Linked DNA regions of Homo sapiens: region 2 is linked to region 1. Evidence: read pairs that join two places in POLR2A ChIA-PET (ENCODE). Cell type or tissue: PC-9. All regions are shown on one strand. Links, peaks and the distances in the headings refer to the core of each region. The heading gives the core; the rest is flanking DNA. Region 1 has its middle 11 kb from the start of SP3. Region 2 overlaps LINC01960 (long intergenic non-protein coding RNA 1960).

Region 1 (11,208 bases), core at 8,183-10,682:
ATTAAAAATAGAACTACCATGTGATCCAGCAATTCCACTTCTGGGTATCTATTCAATGGAAATGAAATCAGTGTGTCAAAGAGATACCTGCACTTCCATGTTCATTGCAACATTGTTAACAACAGCCAAGACTGGAATCAACCTAAGTTCAACCTAAGTGTCCATCAGTGGATGAATGGATAAAGAAAATGTGTGTGTGAGAGATATATATGTCACATTTCGTTGTGTGTGTATATAAATATACACACATACTGGAATACTATTTTGCCTTAAAAAAGAAGAAAAGTCATTTGTGAAAACATGGATAAACCTGGAGGATATTATGTTAAATAAAATAAGCTAAGCACAGAACAAATACTGCATGATTTCACTTATATGTGCAATCTTAAAAAGTCTAACTTAAAAAGTCTAGAAACAGAATAGAATGGTGGTTACCAGAAGCTTGGTAGTGGGGTGGGAGTGGGGGTTGATTGGGAAGATGTTGGTTAAAGAATACAAAATTTCAGTTCAACAGGAGGAATAAGTTCAAGAGATCTATTGTGCAACATGGTGACTAGTTAATAACAACGTATTCTATACTTAAAATTGCCAAGAGAGTAGATGTTAAGTGTTCTTATTACACACACACACATCAAAATAAGTGTGTGTGGTAATGCACATGTTAATTAGCTGGATTTAGCCATTCCACAATGTATACAGATTTCAAAACATCGTGTTTTGTACAGCATAAATGCATACAACTTTTGTCAATTATAAAAAAAAGAACCATACCATCTGTGAACTAGGCCTGCTTTTTGCCTCAAGTTTTATTTATTTATTTATTTTTCCTTGCCTAAATTTAATGTAAAGCTTTTGCTGTCTTAAATGTTTTCATTAAGAGGAGTGGGGGGAAAGAGAAGGCACAAGGCTTTTTTAATCTTTTAATGTTTCTGGTTCTTTCTCTTTTTTTTTTGAGACGGAGTCTTGCTCTGTCACCCAGGCTACAGTGCAGTGGCGTGATCTCGGCTCATGCAACCTCCGCCTCCCAGGTTCAAGCGATTCTCCTGCCTCAGCCTCCCAAGTAGCTGGGATTACAGGTGCCTGCCACCGTGCCTGGCTAATTTTTGTATTTTTAGTAGAGATAGGATTTCACCATCTTGGCCTGGCTGGTCTTGAACTCCTGACCTCATGATCCACCCGCCTCGGCCTCCCAAAGTGTTGGGATTACAGGCGTGAGCCGCCGGTTCTTTCTCTTTTTTTTGGCAGAAAATTATGAAACTTTATTGCAAGACATTATGAAAATCTAAATAATACATACCCTATCTTCATGGCTAGAAATACACAATATAATAAAGATGTGAATTCTTTCAAAATTGATCTATAGATCTAGTAACAATGCTAATGAAAATTCTACATTTTTCATGGAGCCTGACAACTGGCTCTAAAATGTACATGTAAGAGCAAATTTCAAAACAACAACAACAACAACAACAACAACAACAACCACCACCACCCAAGACATTCTTGAATAAAAAGAATAACAGCTGGGTTCAGTGGCTTATGCCTGTAATCCTAGCACTTTGGGAGGCAGAAGTGGGAGGATCACTTGAGCCTAGGAAGTCAAGGCTGCAGTGAGCTGTGATCATGTCACTGCACTCCAGCTTGGACAACAGAAAAAGACTCTGTCTGAAAATAAATTTAAAAAACAGATAAGAAGGGAGGACCTTCTCCACAAGGTATCAAGCCTCACTATAATAAAATACTTAGGAGTAATTTTTTTTTTATTTCTAACTTTTAAGTTCAGGGGTCTATATGCAGGTTTGTTACATAGGTAAACGTGTGTCATGGTGGTTTGCTGCACAGATCATCCCATCACCCAGGTATTAAGCCCAGCATCCATTAGCTATTGTTCCTGATGCTCTCCCTCCTCCCACCCCTTTCTGGTTCTTTCTAATAACTTTCAGTCCTGACATCTGTTCTGAAATTGTCAGGACCTTAAAAGTTCTAAAATGGAGGCAAAGAGAATGGGAAACAGGAAAGAGAAATCCTGGCCTCCCTGAGCAGGACTTAAGAGTCCAGGCTCCTGTTTCCTGTTCAGAGACAGCCGAAGCTGTAGGGAAAGACTCGATGGCAGGGATGCTCACAGAGGATGCTGGGAACCCCTATTCTCTACTGTACCAAAGCCTTTACAACAGTCTGTTTTGGGGTTTTGGAGCTGAATTATGTTAAAATATTTTTTTTTTTTTTACTGTGGTTATTACTATCTTTGGAATTTATTTCCTTGGAGGTCAATGGCAGCCTGAATTTGGCAGCTTTCAGGGCAGTGTGTTTTTGAATTTGTTTTTGTTTCTTTTTTATCTCCTAAAGCTTGGGGCTGTGAGGACTCAGGGGTATTGCCTCACTAGGAAGGAGAGCACTGTCCATATGTGATGAGATTGCTGTGCTGCAGGTTTTGAAGACTCATGTGAGCTGCCTGGGAACAAGCAGGATTCAGAACTGAGCTCCATATTAAAATCAAACCAACACCAAATCGAAAAACAAAAACAACATCCAAAGGCAGAAAACAAATGAGAGTGGTTCACACCTCTGAATATCAAGACATTATTAAAACACAAATGAAAATCTGGAAAAAAATTGGAAATCTATTGAGAGAAAACGTTTAACATCATTAATGTGCACTTTCTAATCAAAAGAAAATGATGAATGTCTCAATAGAAAATTGGATAAAGGGTATAAACAAGAAACTCATAGAATAATACGAATGGCACTAACCATGTAAAAATGCTCACTCTCACCAGTAATCAAAGAAATGAAACTTTAAAAAGCACCATAGTTTTGATGATCCAATTGGCAAAGATTAAAAATAAAAATGAAAACTAAGTGTGTGGAGAAATGAGTACTTTTATAAATTGTTTGCGAGTGTATAAACTGGTAAATTTACACACTTATAATAAATACAAAAATTAGCCAGGTGTGGTGGCATGTACCTGTAGTCCCAGCTACCTGGGGGGGTGATGTGGGGGGATCAATTGAGCCTGGGAGGTTGAGGCTGCAGTGAGCCATGATTACACCACTGCACTCCAGCCTGGGCAACAGAGCAAGACCCCATCTCAAAAAAAAACAACAAACAAAATAAAAATAAATAAATAAATAAGAGCCTGATGAGGTGGTGGGCACCTGTAGTCCCAGCTATGCAGGAGCGTGAAATGGGAGGATGGCTTGAACTCAGAAGTTTTGAAGCTGCTATGTTTGCACCTGTGAATAGCCACTGCACTCCAGCCTGAGCAACATAGCAAGACCTCGGTTCTAAAAGTGAATGAATGAATGAGTAAATACATAAATAAATAAAATTAGGACCTCAAGCCCCATAAGACCAGTCTACATGTCAGAAAAACATCAAACACAAATTGAGGGACATTCCACAAAATACGTTACCAGTAAGTACAATAGCACCTCCTTATCAACAGTTCTACTTTCTGTGGTTTTAGTTACCTTCAGCAAATTGTGGCAAAAAATATTGAATGGAAAATTCCAGAAATAAAAAAATTACACTTTTAAATTGTGTGCTGTTCTCAGTAGCTTGATGAAATCTCAGGCCATCCCACACCATCTCACCCAGATGTGAATCATCCTTTTGTTCAGCAGATCCACACTGTCAATCCTACCCACCTGTTAGTCACTCAGTAGCCCTTTCATGGATTCTGTCACAGTACCACAGTGCTTGTGTTCAAGTCACTCTTTTTTTTTTTTTTTTTTTAGATGGAATCTTGCTCTGTTGCCAGGCTGGAGTACAGTGGCGAGATCTCTGCTCACTGCAACCTCTGATTGCCTGGTTCAAGGGATTCTCCTGCCTCAGCTTCCCGAGTAGCTGGAATTACAGGCACGGGCCACCACGCCCAGCTAATTTTTTTTTTTTTTTTTTGTATTTTTAGTAGAGATGGGGTTTCACCATGTTGGCCAGGATGGTCTCGATCTCCTGATCTCGTGATCCACCCGCCTTGGCCTCCCAAAGTGCTGGGATTACAGGCGTGAGCCACTGCGCCTGGCCTTCAAGTCACTCTTATTGACCTCATAATGGTCCCAAAGCACCAAGAGTAGTGATGCTGGCAATTCAGATATGCCAAGGAGAAGCCATAAAGTGCCTTCTTTAAATGAAAAGGTGAACCTTCTCAACTCAACAGAAAAAGAAAAAAAATCATATGCTGGGGTTGCTGAGATCTAAGACAAGAACAAACCTTCTATCTGTGAACTTATGATGAAGGAAAAAGAAATTCCTGCTAGTTTTGCCATCACACCTCAGATTGCAAAATTTATGGACACTGTGCGTGATACATGCTAGTTAAGATGCAAAAGGCATTAAGTTTGTGGGTGGAAGACATGAACAAAAACGTGTTCCGATTGATGGCAATTGGGTTCAGTACTAGCTGAGGTTTCAGGCACCTACTGGGGGTCTTGGAATGGCCCTCACAGATAAGGGTGGCTACTGTACTCCTTAAAAGAGTTAAAGTCATAAGAAACAAGGAAAGACTGAGAAAGAGTCACAGGCTAGAGAACACTAAGACATGCCGACTAAACACATGAATGTGGTATCCTGAATTAGATCCTATAATAGAAAAAGGATGTTACTGGAAAAACTAATGAAATCCAAATGAAGTCTGGAGTTTAGTAATAATGCACTCTGTTGGTTTCTTAGTTTTGACAAATATACCATGGTAAGGTAAGATACTAACATTGTAGGGTGACTAACCATTCCAGTTTGTGTGGAAGAGGGGTTTCTTGGGATGTGGGACTCTCAGTGCTAAAACCAGGACAGTCTGTGCAAACTGGAATGATTGGCTCTAATCTAACAATTGGATTAGAGGTATATGGGAATTCTATATTATCTTTGTAACTGTTTTTGTAAATCTAAAAGCATTCCAAAATAAAAAGTTTATTAAAAATAATAAGACAAATTAAAAACAAGTTAGGAATAGCTGACTAATAATGAGATAATAGGCCTAAAGAAGTTAAATATCACTTTAGTCAAATAATTTATTAAAGTCCTACTAGGTGCAAAGTTTTTTGATGGTTCCTGCTTTCAAGTGTACAAAACAGATATATATATGTGTGTGTGTGTGTTTATATATACCATTTTTCTTTCTATAATCTTGCTGTTATATTTGCAGAAATATATGTGTTTGTGAGGAACTCTGTGGGTTTATTCATTTGGCCTTTTTATGCATTTACTTTTAGCATACATTAAACACACTTTTAAAAGTGTGCATTTCTTTTCTTTCTTTCTTTTTTTTTTGAGACAGAGTGTCGCTCTGTCATCCAGGCTGGAGTGCAGTGGTGTCATCTTGGCTCACTGCAATCTCCGCCTCCTGGGTTTAAGCGATTCTTCTGCCTCAGCCTCCCAAGTAGCTGGGATTACAGGCATGCACCACCACACCTGACTAATTTTTGTATTTTTAGTAGAGACAGGGTTTCATCATGTTGGCCAGGCTGGTCTGGAACTCCTGACCTCAGGTGATCCGCCCACCTTGGCCTCCCAAAGTGCTGGGATTACAGGTGTCAGCCACTGCGCCCGGCCTAGGCCTAACATGTGCATTTCTTGCCATTCCACTGTTTATCCATGGATTTCTTTCTTTCAAAATATTCATTTCTAAGCCTTTTTTCATATACTTCCATCTCCTCTTCAAAAAAGTTTCCACAATTAAATTAGTCTATGTTAAACCCCCCAGGTATAGGAGCCTGAACCATCCCCTGTGCTATTCTCACAGAGTTTCACTTTCCGTATTTACTAGTTTTTTTTTTTTTTTTTTTTAAATGAAGCTTCTGGCTAGGCGTGGTGGCTCACACCTGTAATCCCAGCACTTTGGGAGGCCAAGGTGGCTGGATTACCTGAGGTCAGGAGTTCTAGACCAGCCTGGCCAACGTGGCAAAACCCCATCTCTACTAAAAATACAAAAATTAGCCGGGCGTGGTAGCGGGTGCCTGTAATCCCAGCTACTCTGGAGGCTGAGGCAGGAGAAACACTTGAACCCTGGAGGCAGAGGTTGCAGTGAGCCAAGATGGCGCCACTTCACTCCAGCCTGGGTGACAAAGTGAGACACTGTCTCAAAAAAAAACAAAACAAACATAAAATGAAGATTCTATTTACTTTTTTCTATTTATAAAATAAGGTATAATTTACATATAGTAAAATTCACCCTATTTAGGTATACAGTTCTGTGAATTTTGACTACTCTGATACATTTTCACTATTGTAATGCGAATAGTTTCTTCTTGATTTTTTTTTTTTTGGTTTGTTTTTTGAGACAAGGTCTTGCTCTGTTGACCAGGCTGGAGTGCAGTGGTTCGATCACGGCTTGCTGCAGTCTTAACCTCCTGGACTCAAGCAATCCTCCTACCTCAGCATCGAGAGTAGCTAGGATCACAGGTGCATGCCACCACGGGTGCAACCACACCCAGCTAATTTTTTATTTTTTGTAGAGACAGCATCTCCCTATGTTGTCCAGGCTGGTCATGAATTCCTAGACTCAAATGATCCACCCATTTCAGCCTCTCAAAGTGCCGAGATTATAAACACGAGCCACCATGCTTAGCCTGCTTCTTGATTCTTAATAGATGTTTAAATTCATCAATAAGGAGAAAAGTGACTTGAAATACTTTATCTTTGACTAGGTCTATGTCAGTTTTAATAAGTAAAACCCTCATTAAATTATTGTTCATTCCCTAAATATCCCTTTTTCTCTTGAGCATGAGATTCAGAAGTATTAAATTCTGTAGAGAAGATGACATTGGTAAATTTTGTAGGAAATCAGCAAATGGAAATATCAGAAAGTTATGATTTAATTTAAAAAGAGTCAGCATGGATTCACATCTTATCTGCCTCAGTGATATGAAATAACTTCTGGGTCTAATAACAAATATCAGCTGAGGGAAGCCATGAACCAATTACTTGTATTTTAGGATAAAATACCATGAAAAGAATACCAGACAAACAACTAATCTAGAAGTTAGATAAGTAGTATAGGGATGAACTACTTAAGTAAACAATGACTTTGATATCAAAGTGTGGAATAGTTTGGAATGGATGGGTTACAACGCTCCAGGGATCAATATTAGGACCAACTTTGTTCATTTTTATATGTCAGTGATTTGGAAGAAGTAACATGCAGTAAGCTTGTTATACAAAACTAGAGGGAGGGTCAGTCAATACAAAGAAGGAATGAAATGACTTGAGTAGACTAGGGACATAAGCAGATAAGTGGCTTATTCAATTCAGTGTGGAGGAAATATGAAGTAGAAAGATTATCTCATGGTAGGCTGGGCTCGGTGGCTTACGTCTGTAATCCTAACACTTTGGGAGGTGGAGGCAGGTGGATTGCTTGAGCTCAGAAGTTCGAGACCAGCCTGAGCAACGATGTGGTGAAACCCCATCTCTACAAAAAATACAAAAATTAGCCGGATATGGTGGCTCATGCTTGTAGTCCCAGCTACTTGGGGGGCTGAAGAAGGAGGATCGCTTGAGATTAGGAGGTGGAGGTTGCAGTGAGCCAAGATGGCACCACTGCACTCTAGCCTGGGAGACACAGTGAGACCTTGTCTCAAAAAAAAGAAAGAAAGAAAGAAAGATTATCTCAGTAATGTGAAATCAGAATATTCAAAATAGAGTAAAAAAGTACAAACTCATGAGTTAGCAAGCATGCCAGAAACAAAATAATTCCAATGCAATGAGTAAGACAGGAATATTGACTATAGAATTTAAAGAAATGCTTTTTTTTTGAGACGGAGTTTCACTCTTGTTGCCCAGGCTGGAATGCAATGGGGTGATCTTGGCTCACTGCAACCTCCACCTCCCAGGTTTGAGCAATTCTCCTGCCTCAGCCTCCCGAGTAGCTGAGATTACAGGCGCACACCACCACACCTGGCTCACTTTTGTATTTTCCGTAGAGACAGGGTTTCACCACGTTGGTAAGGCTGGTCTTGAACCCCTGACATCAGGTGATTCACCCACCTCAGCCTTCCAAAGTGCTGAGATTACAGGCGTGAGCCACCGCGCCTGGCCAAGAAATGCCACAGTTTTAATATACTAGACTAAGAAAATAACTCAGTGAAATATATGTAATTAGAGCAAAAATAAAGTCATTTGCTGTTAAAGGTAACAGAACCTTTAAATTATGGGTGTTGGCCAGGTGCGGTGGCTCACACCTGTAATCCCAGCACTTTGGGAGGCTGAGGTGGGCAGATCACCTGAGGTCGGGAGTTTGAAACCAGCCTAACCAACATGGAGAAACCCTGTCTCTACTAAAAATACAAAATTAGTCGGGTGTGGTGGCGCATGCCTGTAATCCCAGCTACTCGGGAGGCTGAGGCAGGAGAATCGCTTGAACCCGGGAGGCAGAGGTTGTGGTGAGCCAAGATTGTACCATTGCACTCTAGCCTGGGCAACAAGAGTGAAACTCCGTCTCAAAAAAAAAAAAAAAATTATAGGTGTTAATCAGTTCCAGAAATCTCTTAAATTAGGTGACTTCACCATCTATTATTGTTTTATAATTTATGTATACATTGCGCACATTTTATATATCAAATGGTTCATAACAAAAACATTCAAACATATCCTTACGTTTTTAATAGTTGGTTCAGCTGGTGAGTACCAGTTTTTTGGCCCCTTTATAATCAGCAGGTCATATTACTAACAGTTTCTCCATTAAAATAAGAAGTCTGAATGTTTAATCCTAAAAGAATCCAAATTCATGGCTTGTTGAAATCAATGTATTGTTCAACAGATATCTATTAATTATCTTCTATTTGCTCAACACTGAAAAATTGTCTCCTAACTCTTTCATTATACAACATGCCTCTTTTGATAAAACATAAAAGTCTCACATTTTCCTTTAATATTTGAAATTCCAGTAAGTTAAGTGTTATAGCTTTTAAAAACATCCCTATGGGACAAAGAGCTGTTTTGTTTTCAAATGATACCTCTCCTTCCTTGGAAATCACTGCTTAAGAACCATAGAAAGAGTAAGATAATGCTTGTGCACAAAGTGCTTATCATTTAAATCATGGTGACAATACTAAATCATGAATTAAGAGTAATATTAAGGGGTATACTCTAAGGTTAATGGAAAGTTAGAGATGAGGGAATGACCAATAGCTGGAAGCAGTGGCTTTTTAAATTTTTATTTTTGAGACACGGTCTCTGTCACCAAGGCTGGGGTGCAGTGGCACAATCAAAGCTCACTGCAGCCTTGACCTCCCTGGGCTCAGTTGATCCTCCTGCCTTAACCTCCAGAGTAGCTGGGACTACAGGTGCACACCACTATGCCCAGCTAATTTTTGCATTTTTTTGTAGAGATGGGGTTTTGCCACGATGCTAAGGCCGGTCTTGAATTCCAAAGTGTTGAGATTATAGGTGTGAGCCACCACGCCTGGCCAGCAGTGGCTTTATGGAAAGAGGTTAAGACTTGAACTGAAGCATGGGGAGGGGAGAAGGAAAATCCTGGTGGCAGAGGGCCAGTAAACTTTGTGGTTAGAGTGACTACAGGACAGTGAGGAGTTGGGAGAGATGACCTGATATGCATTAGATCATTTGAATCACTCAGGTTTTTTGAGCCAGGTTAAGGAAGATTAATTTGATGGTAGATATAGAACAGAAAGGAGCAGGAAAGTCTGGAGGCCTGTCTAGGGCAGCAGAAGTGGGCCAGGGCAAAGCATGCTTTGATCCCTTCCAGAAGGAGCTGACTGACCCCCCAGTGATTTCTGAATTCGGAAGGCAGTCCTTTGGCAAAGCATCTGATGTATTGTAGGCTTTGTTATTTCTCTTCTCTATTATTTGAATTTGTGTATGTTTACATTTTGCTACTTGCTCTGTGGCCCAGGATGGAGGGCAGTGGTGCAATCATGGCTCACTGCAGCCTTGACCTCCTGAGCTCAAGGAATCCTCCCATCGCAGCCTCCCAAGTAGCTAGGACTGCAGGCATGCACCCCCATGTCTGGCTAATTAAAAAAAAAATTTTGTAGAGTTGAGGTCTCAGTATGTTGCCTAGGCTAGCCTTGAACTCCTGGGCTCAAGTGTTCCTCCTGCCTTTGCCTCCCAAAGTGCTGGGAGGCATGCATCACTGTGCCTGGCCTATATTTTCTTTTTTTTTTTTTTGAGTCTCTCTCTGTCGCCCAGGCTGGAGTGCAGTGACACGATCTCGGCTCACTGTAGGCTCCGCCTCCCAGGTTCATGCCATTCTCCTGCCTCAGCCTCCTGAGTAGCTGGGACTACAGGTGCCCGCCACCATGCCCAGCTAATTTTTTTGTATTTTTAGTAGAGACGGGGTTTCACTGTGTTAGCCAATACGGTCTCCATCTCTTGACCTCGTGATCCATCTGCCTCGGCCTCCCAATCCACCCGCCTTGGCCTCCCAAGGTGCTGGGATTACCGGTGTGAGCCACCGTGCCCAGCCCTATATTTTGTTTCTTAACTGGATATCCACTCCTTGAGGATAGGGACCATGCAGCATCTTGTAGAGCAGGGTTCAATAAATGTGATTTCAATGAACAGGTAGCTGAGAGTGTCTGCAGGAAAACTTGGCAGGCAGCATCTGGTAAGTGGCTGCCTATGGGAGAGGGAAGGGAGGAGATGTGTCAAAGGTAATTTCCCGTATGGGCTTCTGAGAGAATGATGGCCTCACTGTCACAGACAGAAGCATCAGAGGGGAGGAGGAGCTGGTTGTGTAGAGAAAGTTATGAGTTTAGTTTTGAACATTCTGAGTTTGAGGTGAAAGTGAGACATTCAAGAGGAATTCACAGTGCTTAAACATATAGAACATGGCCGGGTGCAGCGGCTCACACCTGTAATCCCAGCACTTTGGGAGGCCGAGGCGGGTGGATCATTTGCAGTCAGGAGTTTGAGACCAGCCTAGGCAACATGACGAAACCCCGTCTCTACTAAAAATGCAAAAAAAATTAGCTGGGCATGGTGGCGTGCACCTGTGGTCCCAGCTACTCCGGAGGCTGAGGCAGGAGAATCGCTTGAACCCAGGAGGTGGAGGTTGCAGTGAGCTGAGATCATGCCAGTGCACTCCACCCTGGGCGACAAGAGTGAAATTTTGTCTTTAAAAAAAAAAAAAAGGATATAGAACAAGAACTCAGGTGACAGGAGATAGAGATTTGGGAGTGAGTTTGGAGATGAGGGCTGACATTGCAGAATGCTGTGTTTCCAGCTTCTGAAGAAAAGCTCGGGGAACCAAA
Region 2 (11,208 bases), core at 5,194-7,693, 58 kb before region 1:
GGGCTGCCCTAACACAAAGCGGTCAAGGCCTTGGAAGAGCTGGAGTGGAGATGCTCGCAGGCAGTGTGGTAACCCTACCCCTTCTTGCCTCTTATGCAGCCATATGCCTGTCCAAGGGTGAGCTGGTGGGCTGTGTAGGAAATTAAGAGGGGATCAAGCAAACCCAGGGAGACAGGACATCTGGCATTGCTGAGGGAACTGCCCACAGCCAATGTGGCCCTTCTCTTCCCATCAAAAGCTGTTGCCAGGTGTAGGTGGGCAGGGGCTGGCAATGGCTTGTACCTTGTATATTAGAAATTTATTGTGGTCTGTTCAGGTAACAATGTTTAGAGACCTTTCTTATGAAAGGTGCTATGTTCCCTGTGAGTCATTAAGACTATTTATTTATTTTTAATACCAAATGTCTAAATTCATCTACCCTCTAGGGATCATTTCATCTTGTACTGTGTGCTATCTCAGCAGAAAAAATGCTTTCCCCAAATGTGTCAGTTCTATTTTTAAAAAGGTTCAGTGACCTATTTCTGTAATTCTCACAGACACTGGAAGTACAGCAGAGACTATTTAGGCTCAGCTTTGTCACCAAAAAGTTACCCTGGCTTCCAGGTGTTGCCTAGAGAGATGCCATCTTGCTTTGCAATGGAGAAGCATAAATAAGAGGAGTACACCTGTCCCCCCTCATGGAGGGAATTCACCCCAAGACTCTCAGTGTTTGTCTGAAACTACAGATAGTACTGAACCCTACATAGGCTACGTTTTTTCCTGTATATACATACTTATGATAAAGCTTAATTAATAAATTAGACACAGTAAGAGATTAGCAACAATAACTAATAACAAGATAGAACAATTAAGTGAAGTAAGAGTTACTGGAACACAGGCATAGTGATACTGCCAAGAGGGCTACGGAGCAACCACGGGCAGGGAGCGTCTATGGCACCAAGATGCTGGACAAAGGGGTGAGTCACGTCCTGGCAGGACAGAGTGGGGCAGTATGGGATTTAATCATGCCACCCAGAACAGTATACAACTGAAAACTTAGGAATTGTTTATTTCTGGTGTTTCCATTTAATATTTTCAGACCAAGGCTGATCATGGGTAACTGAAACTATGGAAAGTGGAACTTTGGATGGGGGGACTACTACATTGTCAGGATAAGATCATGAGAGCAAAAAACGTACACACATAGACACACATACGACATGTTTCTCCAGTTTCAAACAATGTCATGATGACTACACTCCGCCTTTAGCCAAACTCGACATTGGGAAATAGCTTAAGAATCAACAGTTTCTGAGACAAAGAACTTAAAAAGACAATTTACAAAAGAGAAACTACAGCTCATCAACTAAGATGTGGCAAGCGGTTAGATCCACTAGTAATCCAGGAAATGAAAATTAGAGCAACGCCACTTTCCAAAACTAGCCCCTGGTGGGAGAAGTCAGAACAACGATGACCCTTGGGTGGAGTGGAGGAGGGGGAACGGGGCCACAATAGTGGCCTCTAGGGGTAAGGTTCTGTTTCTTAATCTGGGTGCTGATTACTCAGGGGTGTTCACTTTGTAAAAATTCACTCGTGATTTGTGTACTTTTCTGAACGCATGATAAACTTCACTACAAAGTTTACATTAAAAAATCAAGCTCACTTTTTACCTATTAAATTAGCAAAAACAATTTTTTTTTAGTAATACTAGCCAGTGTGGTTTAAGCCATCACAAAGCTAACATTTTTACATATTGCTAATCACAGTATACATTAATATAGTGCCCTTTGGGGAGGAATTTGGCAGTATGAATGTAAAACTCTTGAGAAGCGTTCATACTTGTTAATTCGATAACTTCACTTCTGAGACTCTGTCTTAAAGAAATAACCCTAAATGCCAAAAAATGGTTTATGTGCACATACGCATTGCAATATCATTTATAGTAACAAAAATTGACAACATCAAAACACTGAAAGTAATCTAAATGTCCAACTCTAGGGCAATGGTTAAATAAACTTTGACAAATTCACATGATGATATTTTATGCACTCATTACAATAAACTAAAGTGAGTAATGACAGAAGAAAACACAATATAGTAAGTAGGAAAAGCAGGATATGAAATTGTAGACATGACTACAGCTAAGATTAAAAAAAAAAAAAAAACCCTACACAGAGAAAATCCCCAGAAGATCTTAAAAAATGAGTAATACTAGTGTTTGGATAACAGGACTATGAGTGGGATATTTTCTTTAATTAACTTTCCTGTGTTTTCCAAATGTTATTTAATGAGCCCGTATTGCTTTGTTGAAAGAGGGAATGTTCAGAGTCATCCTTGTGTGTGACTCTTCTGTTTCAGAAGGTGCTGCCTATGGTTCTCCCAGGTCCCCCACGTCCCAGCAGTCTGTGCTTTGGTGCCTGATATCGCCATTCCAGGATGAATGGAGCCAGTGATATTTAGGAGCAAACTGATTATCTGTCTCCTTTCTGCAGGGCTGACTAAAAACTGTCAACCCTGAAGGCCCTACTGAAGCAAGGTGTAGGGAGTTCAGGATGGAGCTCTACATTCTGTGGTTTGTAAGGAAGACTCAGTTGGAAAGTCTTCTGCTGGGTCACTAGGTAACCGCAGTGCCTAGTTCATTCGTTCATCCTCCCCTGTCTGCTGGTTCTTTCGGTTCAGGGAGAAATGTTCAACTCTGCTTCCTTCTCTAGACATCACCTTCACTCTCCTTTCCTTCCAGCCAAAGAACTTGAAAGGCAAGTCTTTGATACACTTCTTCTACATCTATCGTTTGCCTACCCCCCAACCTGCACCCCATTGCTGTGTTCTGGCTCATACGGGACTTGGTGGGGAGTGGTACCCGGCTTGGGGAGAGGGATGCTGGTGAGTTTTCAGCTCTCATCCTCATCCCTGCTCTACTTGGGTGCCTTTGAATACTCCCACAAACCTCAGTTGGAGCCCTGCTAATTTAGCTTCAATTTGCCAAATGGACCTCCAGTGCCATTGTGGCAGCCCCTCACAATGATGGCTCTGCCACCCTCCTTCCGGCATCCCAGAGGCATCCAGGACCCAACCCTGTCCAGGTCTCCCCTTCCTTCTCTAGTTGCTGCTCCTCCACAGACTCTCTTAAAATAGTGAGTGTTCCCTCAGAATCATCTCTTGTCTCTGTACACTTTAACCTTTACTTGTATTCCCAAGACTTCGGGCACCTCCTACTTCCTCCCATCTCCCAGATTGAGTGGCTCAGAGTATGGGCAGAGTGCCCCCACCTACATCTGCGTGTAGCCTTGGGCGAGTTCCTTCACCTCCCTGCAGCTCAGTCTCATCTGGAGATAATGTGGAGATGGTAGCAGCACCTACCCCAAAGGGATGTTGAGAGGACAAAGTGCAGGGGCTGGCCCTTCCTAAGCCAAGAGCATCTGCTCATCCCCAGACCCATCCATCTAAAGTCCCCTGGATGTCTCCATTTGGGGGTCCTTCAGGCAAACTGATTGCCTGTCTTGGAGTTAATGTGCCCCACCCCAAATTAACCATTTCTCTTCCCTCCATTTGTTTCTCCTTCATTGTGTCTTTGGGGAATGGGCCCACCAGCCACTCAGACTCTGAGTCACTCGAAGTCCTCTCTGCACAACTCTGATCTTTCACTAAGTCTTATCCTAAATGTCTCTCTCCTAAATGTCTCTTTAATACCAACTGTCCTGCCTGTCCTCTCCATCCTGGTGGACACAGGCTTGGTTCTGATGGCCCAGTTACCCAGTAACCTCCCTAAGCTCATCACCAGGACTACAAACTTGCCAAGGTCCTACTAAAAGACTTGAAACCCGGAAGCAAGGGGTGGTGTGGGGGTGTGGTAGCTCCAAAATACAAGAAGAAAAGTGCAAAATTAAAATTAACAAATATTTCAATGGCTCCAAAATGTAAATTATGTCAGCTCCCTTGTTAACTTTTGATTTCATAGAAATTTCAGTACATTTGACAGCAATTTGTAGGTTAGGTTTTTCTCCTATACAAGAGTTTCTGACTATTCATGGCCTTGAGAGAAGGCATAGCCAATATATATTAAATTAGCAGGGGTTAGGGGCGTTGTAGTCAGATAACTTTAAAAAGCAAAGTTATCAGAGATCTCTCAGAAACAGCAATACAGAATAACTATGCTTGATGTGGGACAGGCATGCAATTTAATGCCTATTCTATGGTGGGGCGTGGTCTCCACAAGTAAGAGTGCCTGGGGCCCAGAGAGATCTGCAATCCACCTGTCCTTATTTCTTTCCTGAGGCAATAAGCAACCTCCAAAATAAGAATGTATTCAAGGCCATTCCTGTTGACTTCTTGCCTGGGTTCCTCAAGCCCTCTTAGAGAAGTCCCCTGAACCCCTAGGCCAGGTAGGCCCCTCTGCTACCACTCACCTAAGGCCTATGTTTCCTTTTGTCAAGCCACCTTCTTCTTTGAATTGTAATTACTGCCTCTGTCTGTTGCCCTGGGAGATCCCTGAGGGTAGGGACCACATCCCAGGGATCTTTGTTTAACTTTACAGACATTCCAGAGTGTTGATGATTAAAAGAATGAAAGACAGGCTGGGAGGGAGCGGGGGTAATGATATACAGGGATTAGGAAGAGGAGGCGAGGGTGAGGTAGAGATGAAATCAGCCTAGACAGACTTGGATTGAGTGCTACTCGGCACGAAGTGGATCCACCAGTCTGGAACTTAGGCTAGGGGCTGGGATAGAGAAAATGGGGGTGGTGGCCACTAGTATAAATGGGGGTGGTTGAAGCCCTGGCTGTGGCTGTGAAGAGGCCAGGTAGGAAGTGTGGGCAGGGAGAGAAGCCAGAGTTCTGGGAAACCTCGCTGCTGCTTATGGGATGGGCAGAAACGTGGGAGGGAGCAGGGACTGCAAGCACAAGCAGCAAGAGAAGAAGGCACAGTGGCTCACGCCTGTAATCCTGCCACTTTGGGAGGCCGAAGCGGGCGGATCACGAGGTCAGGAGTTCGAGACCAGCCTGGCCAACATGGTGAAACCCCGTCTCTACTAAAATACAAAAAATTACCCGGGTGTGGTGGCAGGCGCTTGTAGTCCCAGCTACTTAGGAGGGTGAGGCAGGAGAATCGCTTGAACCCGGGAGGTGGAGGTTGCAGTGAGCCGAGATTGCGCCACTGCACTCCAGCCTGGGTGACAGAGCAAGACTCTGTCTCAAAAAAAAAAAAAAAAGAGGAAGACGGCTGCAACAGGAGGCCTGAAACCCTGGAGTCAGAGTCAGAGTGACAACCCAATCGCTCTTTGCGGTTGACGGTGGGCCAGGCCCTACGCCCAGTGCTTTGCATGGAGTGAGCCACAGAAGGATGTTAAGATAAACCCCATTTTATGGATAGGTGAATCAAGGCCCAAACTGGCTGAGTAACTCACCCAAGGTCACACAGGGAGGAAGTGAAAGAGCAGAGACTCAGCTCCATACTCCACATTAAGGCAAGATGACCTGCACGTAATGACCATCACCCTGTCCAGGGAGATGGATATTAGAAAGCTTTGATGAAGTCTCAGTGATGAGGGCGGAAGACAAGCCGCACGGCAATGGGTGAGTCAGCAGGAGGGAGGAACTGAGCCAGGAGGAGCTGTTTCAAGGAGCAGAGGGGTGTTGTCTATTTCCCAAGTGTAGTTGGCATTTTTTCCCGCATCAAGAGGCAATAGCCAGGTAATACTATTATAAATTTGATGTTTAAAAAACTTACCTTTGAACACAGCAATAAAAACCTAAGCACTTCTCCATTACTCTTCTAATTTCTCTGCCTTAATGCCACAACAAACATTGGAGGCCTTTCCCTTCAGTGTCAACCTTATGGATCTTCTTATATCTTCTTTGTCCACAGGCATCTTTTGCAGAGACCTGCTGCCTGCAGAAAAGTGAGGAGGAGGGAGAGAAGGAGGGGTGCTCCATCCCTCTTAAGGACAGGGCAACTCTGTGTGGACAGAGGACATCCTTACTCTAGGTGTTCCCTCTGCCCAGAACTCTCCTCCCCCAGGCATCTGCTCAGCTGGCTTCTCACCTCCCTAGAGTCTTCCACCTCAGTGAGATGGGCCCGTCCATGTTTATTAATACTGCAACCGGCCTCTGCCCCCAATGCCCAAGCTCCTGGTCTCCCTTTCCCTCCTCTGTTTTGTTCTTTTTTCCATAGCAACCTCAGCTACTAAGTCATCCTGCTGATGTACTGCGTTTAGCATTTAGTATCAGAGTCCCTCCTTCTGCAATACTGCAAGCTCCCCAAAGGCAGGCAGCTTTATCTGTTTTGTCCTCTGTCCTATCCCAGGTGCCCAGAGCAGTTCTGGGCACTTAGTAGGCTCTCAATTCATATTTCTGGAATAAATAAAAGGAGTGATCTCAGCGGGCTGTGACTCCATCTTAAGGAAGATGGGTGGCCTTTCCATGGGAGAGGGAAAGGGGGAAGGCGTTTCAGGTAGGGGAGCAACATGAGTGGGTGCTTGAAGACAGGAACAAGTAAGTCACTCTGTGGGCAGTGAACAGAAGATTCATTTGGTGGTGCTCAGGATGTAGGCATCGAATACCAGGATGGAGAGTGTGGATTTTCATTTGTAGGCAATGGGAGGGAAGAGGAGGGCTATTGAAAGATTTCGAGCAGGGAAGAGACTCCATGCGAGTGATATTTGGAGAAGATTAAGTTGGAGGTGGGGAATCCATTGGGTGGAAGTGTCCTTCTGGGATGTATTCCTCAATCCTCATCCCCTCCTCCCCTTCCTCGTGAGAACTCCAGCTCACTCTGGGTGTTTCCTGTGACCTCTTTCTCTGTGCTCTCCCTGCTCCAAGTTAAGCCAGAATCAGGGTCTGCAGGTGTGCTGTGCACCTTAGATTTGAAGGGAATTTGTACGTTTTCATTCTCTGGGTAAAGTCAGGGTAGGCATCATCCATGGCCTCTGGTTAGAAATGGCATTCAGCACTCGGAATGCTTCCTCTTGCTTCTCTATCTTCAAATTTGTGCAGTGGCAACACTGAAATTCCAAAGGAGTAAAAAGTACGAAGACCTTTGCCTGGTACATCAAGAATGTGGACAAATTTAGAACTGGAGTCTTGTGTTACAATTGCAAGTCAAACTCCAAGAGGGGGTAACCAGCCCATTAGCGCAGGAACCTGGAAACTGACTTTTCTGCTATCTCTCCAAACACACACACACATACATGCGTGCACACTCTCACATACACACATTCATTGGGCCCTTGAAAGATCAAGGCCAACTGCAAAGCACCCATTCCCCAAGACTCCTAATTTATATTGGGAACTAGCTATAAAGCTCCCCTTGGCCCCCAATCTTCCCTTGCAATGATAAAGAGCATGTCACATCACACTAAATGTGACACTTAATCAAAACCCATCTTCTTTAACAAACCCTTAACCTCCAGCACACGAGAGTCACCAAGGCCAAGGGACGAGACGGGGAGCCGACTCAGGTGGCACATGCTTTGATTAAGATGATACAGATTTCCTTTTATTTCACTTTTATCAGAGTTGTAAAATTCCGAATCTGTCCCCTTTTTGATTTGACAACAGCACATTTCAATAGAGGTTGACACCAAAAAAAAGACCACGACTTGTTCTCTCTTCAACCGGGAGTAGGCGATAATTTCTCTGAATCCTCTTCAGTAATGATCGTCAGAGCTTCTGATCTTCCCATAAGCAAGTTTTGCAAGGAACATGGTTAAACTGAAGCACAAACCTGGCTGGCATCTGGTCCCTTTCTTAACTGGTATCTAAATACCCTTAATCTATAGGCCCTGAAAAAGACCTCCCCTTCTCTGCCTCCTACCTTGGGTCTTTATTTCTGAGACTTAAATCCTCAAGTGAATTCTTTTGCCAGATTTCTGGGGCAGGAAATTTACTTGCCTGCCACACAGTTACTTTAGGCCTTCTAGGGGCTCCGGCAATTGTCCATTTCTATCGCATGGGCCATCACTTTCCTCATGACCTATTTAGGACTTTGTTTCTAAATTATTTAATCATTGGCTAAATTAGATAATTTACTACAGAGTTATTGAATCCTAGTTATGAATGAGATACTTGTAATAGGAGGGAAGACTTATTTCTGGTTTCAGAAACTTTTGGTCTTGAAATAAAATACAGTAATGGTAATACAAGGTAGAATGGGACAAGTGTCTACAAAAACTCCAAAGCATAGGCAGTTGATGCTTTCAGTAAGTATTGAGCATCTACTGTGAGCCAGCCCCTGTTCTAGACACTGGGATACAGCAATGTACAGAATGGACAATGTTCCTGCCTGCAAGGTACTTACATTCTGTGTGGGGCTGGACAACATTTTCAACTTCTATATATTTGGCTTATGAACAACCCACACTTTCAAACTTTGTACTTTACCCCTCTTCAATCACCTTCTGCAGGTTGAATTTGGACTTTCGAGTGCCCATGGACAAGCAAAACTTCTCAGTTGTCTCGTGACGGCACACCAGTGGGACTATGCTCAGTTTCTGCAGTGTCAGCCCTCTGTCTGTTCTGTGGTGTCAATAGCCTTATTGCTCACCAAAAAACGAGCAGAAATTTTAAAACTGAAAGTGTGGATGCTATTGGCAAGACTTGTAGTTCTTGTTAACTTCTTACAATTGAGACGAAGATAGAAATCATTAGGAAGGAAAAAGAGCAAAATTAGACAGCCCATTTAAAATACTGTAAGGATATTAAATATTGAGCCAAACAGATAAAGTATAATTAGGATTTTTAAAAATGGTTTTTCATTTATGAAAGAGCAGTCTTTTCTTATGACATATTGGCAATCACTCCATTAGATTCTCAGCAACAGCATTCTTTACCTCTATGCGTGAGGCCTTCCTTTCCATGCCGGAGGGCTGGGTGCTGTGGTCAGTACCAAGAAAGGGCCAAGACATGGCCCAGTCCATCAGGAACTTACCTGTTACTCATGGACATAAAGGAAAATAGAATAGCTGGCATATTTCAATGCAGGGGGGGAAAAGGCGTTTTCTAAAAAAAAAAAAAAAAAAAAAAAAGCCTATGTTACCGGCCAGAAAGAGGAGATAAGAAAACTGCAAAGAAGCTCATCCTTCCTAGGATCAGGATAAGCCTAAAGGTCACAGACCAACCTAGAATGGGGAGATGAAAGTTGGTGCCAGGGCCAGGCCCTGCTTTAACTCTTCTAACAGGAGGCCTCTCCATTGCCCCTGATGGACAGTCTTTATCCTGCCCTTCTCTGTACCTGGTGTTTAGCAAGGGGACTGGCATAGGATTATTCCTGTATTCAAGTCCTGAAAAAGTCAGGGCAGGATGACAACGGCACACTGATGGGACAGTGTAGAAATGTGAGGGGTGAGGGCAGCAGGAGCAATCCAAAGCTGTGATAACAGGAACTTTACTGAGTCCTGACTCCGTGGCATATGGTCTGTGTCCTACTTTCCTTCACACAGGCCCCTGAACCGCTCCTGCAGCAATGCAGCCTGTGCAGGAGGAAGCCACAGCCCTAACAGCTGCTGAGATCTGGGATTCTGTGAGAAGCTCCCTTCCCATTTCTTGCCAGGCAGAGGGGGCTCAGGGTGGAACTGCAACCCCTGGTCAAAGTTTGTAGGATTAGCTGACAAGTAGGGTAAAAAAAAAAAATACATACATACATAGATAAATAAGTAGATATTAACAAAAAATGTTTAAGCTTCCAGGAGTCATTGTTGACTGCCCTTGCTTGTCACTTTCCTGCTATACCTGAGAGCTGACACCTGGGAGGATTAAGGACCAAAATACAGAATCGAGTAATCAATGTGTAAATTTACACGTGCATAAACAGGTGCATAGGTGTGTATTTGGTTCTCCTCTGTGAGTTTTTGTGATAAAATTGTCCATATTTTATTTATTTATTTACTACTCCTTGCACAGCCGGGCTACCCCATAGGCAATGCACCCAGAGGAGCCTATATTTTAAACTCTTTATTATAAAAAAATGTTCAACGTGCATGAAAGTGGAGGGAATAGGCTGGGTGCAGTGACTCACACCTGTAATCCCAGCACTTTGGGAGGCAGAGATGGGTGGATCACCTGAGGTCAGGAGTTCAAGACCAGCCTGGCCAACATGGTGAAACCCTGTCTCTACTAAAAATACAAAAATTAGCCAGGCGTGGTGGCGGGCGCCTGTAGTCCCAGCTACTCGGGAGCATGAGGCAGGAGAATCGCTTGAACACAGGAGGCGGAGGTTGCAGTGAGCTGAGATTGCACCACTGCACTCCAGCCTGGGTGACAGAGTGAAACTCTGTCCCCCCCAAAAAAAAAAAAAAGTGGAGAGAATAGTATAAAAGAATCCCATCCAGCCATCATCTAGATTTAACCATTAACACCTTAGCATGTTTGGTTCATCTTTTGTTTTTTTCTTTGTATTTAAAAACAAACTCCAGACATTATATTTCACCCTTAAATACTTTAATATACACCATTTAAAAGATAAGCATGTTTTCTTCTATAACTACCACACCATTATCGCACATATCAAAATTAACAATAATTCTTTGCTATTTTCTGCTACGCAGTCCCAATTCAAATCTTCCTGATTATCCCCAAATCTCCTCTTCCAGTTGGTTTGTTTGAATCAGGATCCAAACACGGCCCACACATTGCATTTGGTTGTTACGTGGCTTCGGTCTCTTTAAGCCAGAGGGCCATTTTGAACTATTAAGGAAGGGGTTGCTCTCACCCACCCATCCCTCTGACCTGGGCCCCAGTGAATTTCTCCAGGTGCGCCCTGAGGCCCCTCTCTAGCAGTCCAGGCAGCCAGAGCAGAGTGACTAAGGTCTGGAGGAATGAGCCTTGCCATGGAAAAACCAGAAACTCACAGATTTTCAAAATTCCAGGCAAGATAACATGACGCACGGGAAAATGTATGATGTAGTTTCTGTCCTCTGGCCCCCGACGAGAATAAAGCTTCCACCAGGCTGGAGGGAGAGAGAGGAGGGCCCACAGGACAGAGGGAGCGAGAAGGAACGCACTCCGCACGCGCTGGGCCCAGGCAAACGGGCTCCATGGAAGAAGCACAGCCTTGTGCTGAGGAGTTGGGCGTCGCCCTCACCAGGGTCCTCTGGTGAGCCTCTCCCCTTGACGGTCTCCTTTTGTTTGTGCAGTGGGAAGGATGCCTATCTCTGCCCAGAGAACGTTGCAGTCAGAGGCCCACTTTGCCCTGGGAAGGCCCCTTCATGAGAGCTAGGCCCTGGCTGCCCACAGGGT

What was found. ChIA-PET counts read pairs that join two places held together with the same protein. Peaks named below come from ENCODE experiments on the same cell type or tissue, not always from the same donor. Only the 100,000 strongest peaks of a DNase experiment are listed, where the experiment ranks them.
Region 2: POLR2A ChIA-PET joins it to region 1 with 5 read pairs; 18 of 35 experiments call an interaction of 5 or more read pairs at or near these places.

What each region holds. Positions count from the first base shown.
Region 1 is chr2:173,971,062-173,982,269 of GRCh38, reverse strand. No RefSeq gene overlaps it. Among named protein-coding and RNA genes, the nearest start is that of SP3, 11 kb to the right of the region's middle. In PC-9, for the core only: no CTCF peak of the experiment used is centred there; a DNase peak (open chromatin) is centred at 9,419; H3K27ac peaks cover 1,270 bases.
Region 2 is chr2:174,026,344-174,037,551 of GRCh38, reverse strand. LINC01960 (long intergenic non-protein coding RNA 1960) reads right to left here. Exons shown (of 1, transcript NR_136175.1): 1 at 10,394-11,208. Among named protein-coding and RNA genes, the nearest start is that of LINC01960, 6.7 kb to the right of the region's middle. RefSeq lists an enhancer at 1-388. In PC-9, for the core only: no CTCF peak of the experiment used is centred there; no DNase peak of the experiment used is centred there.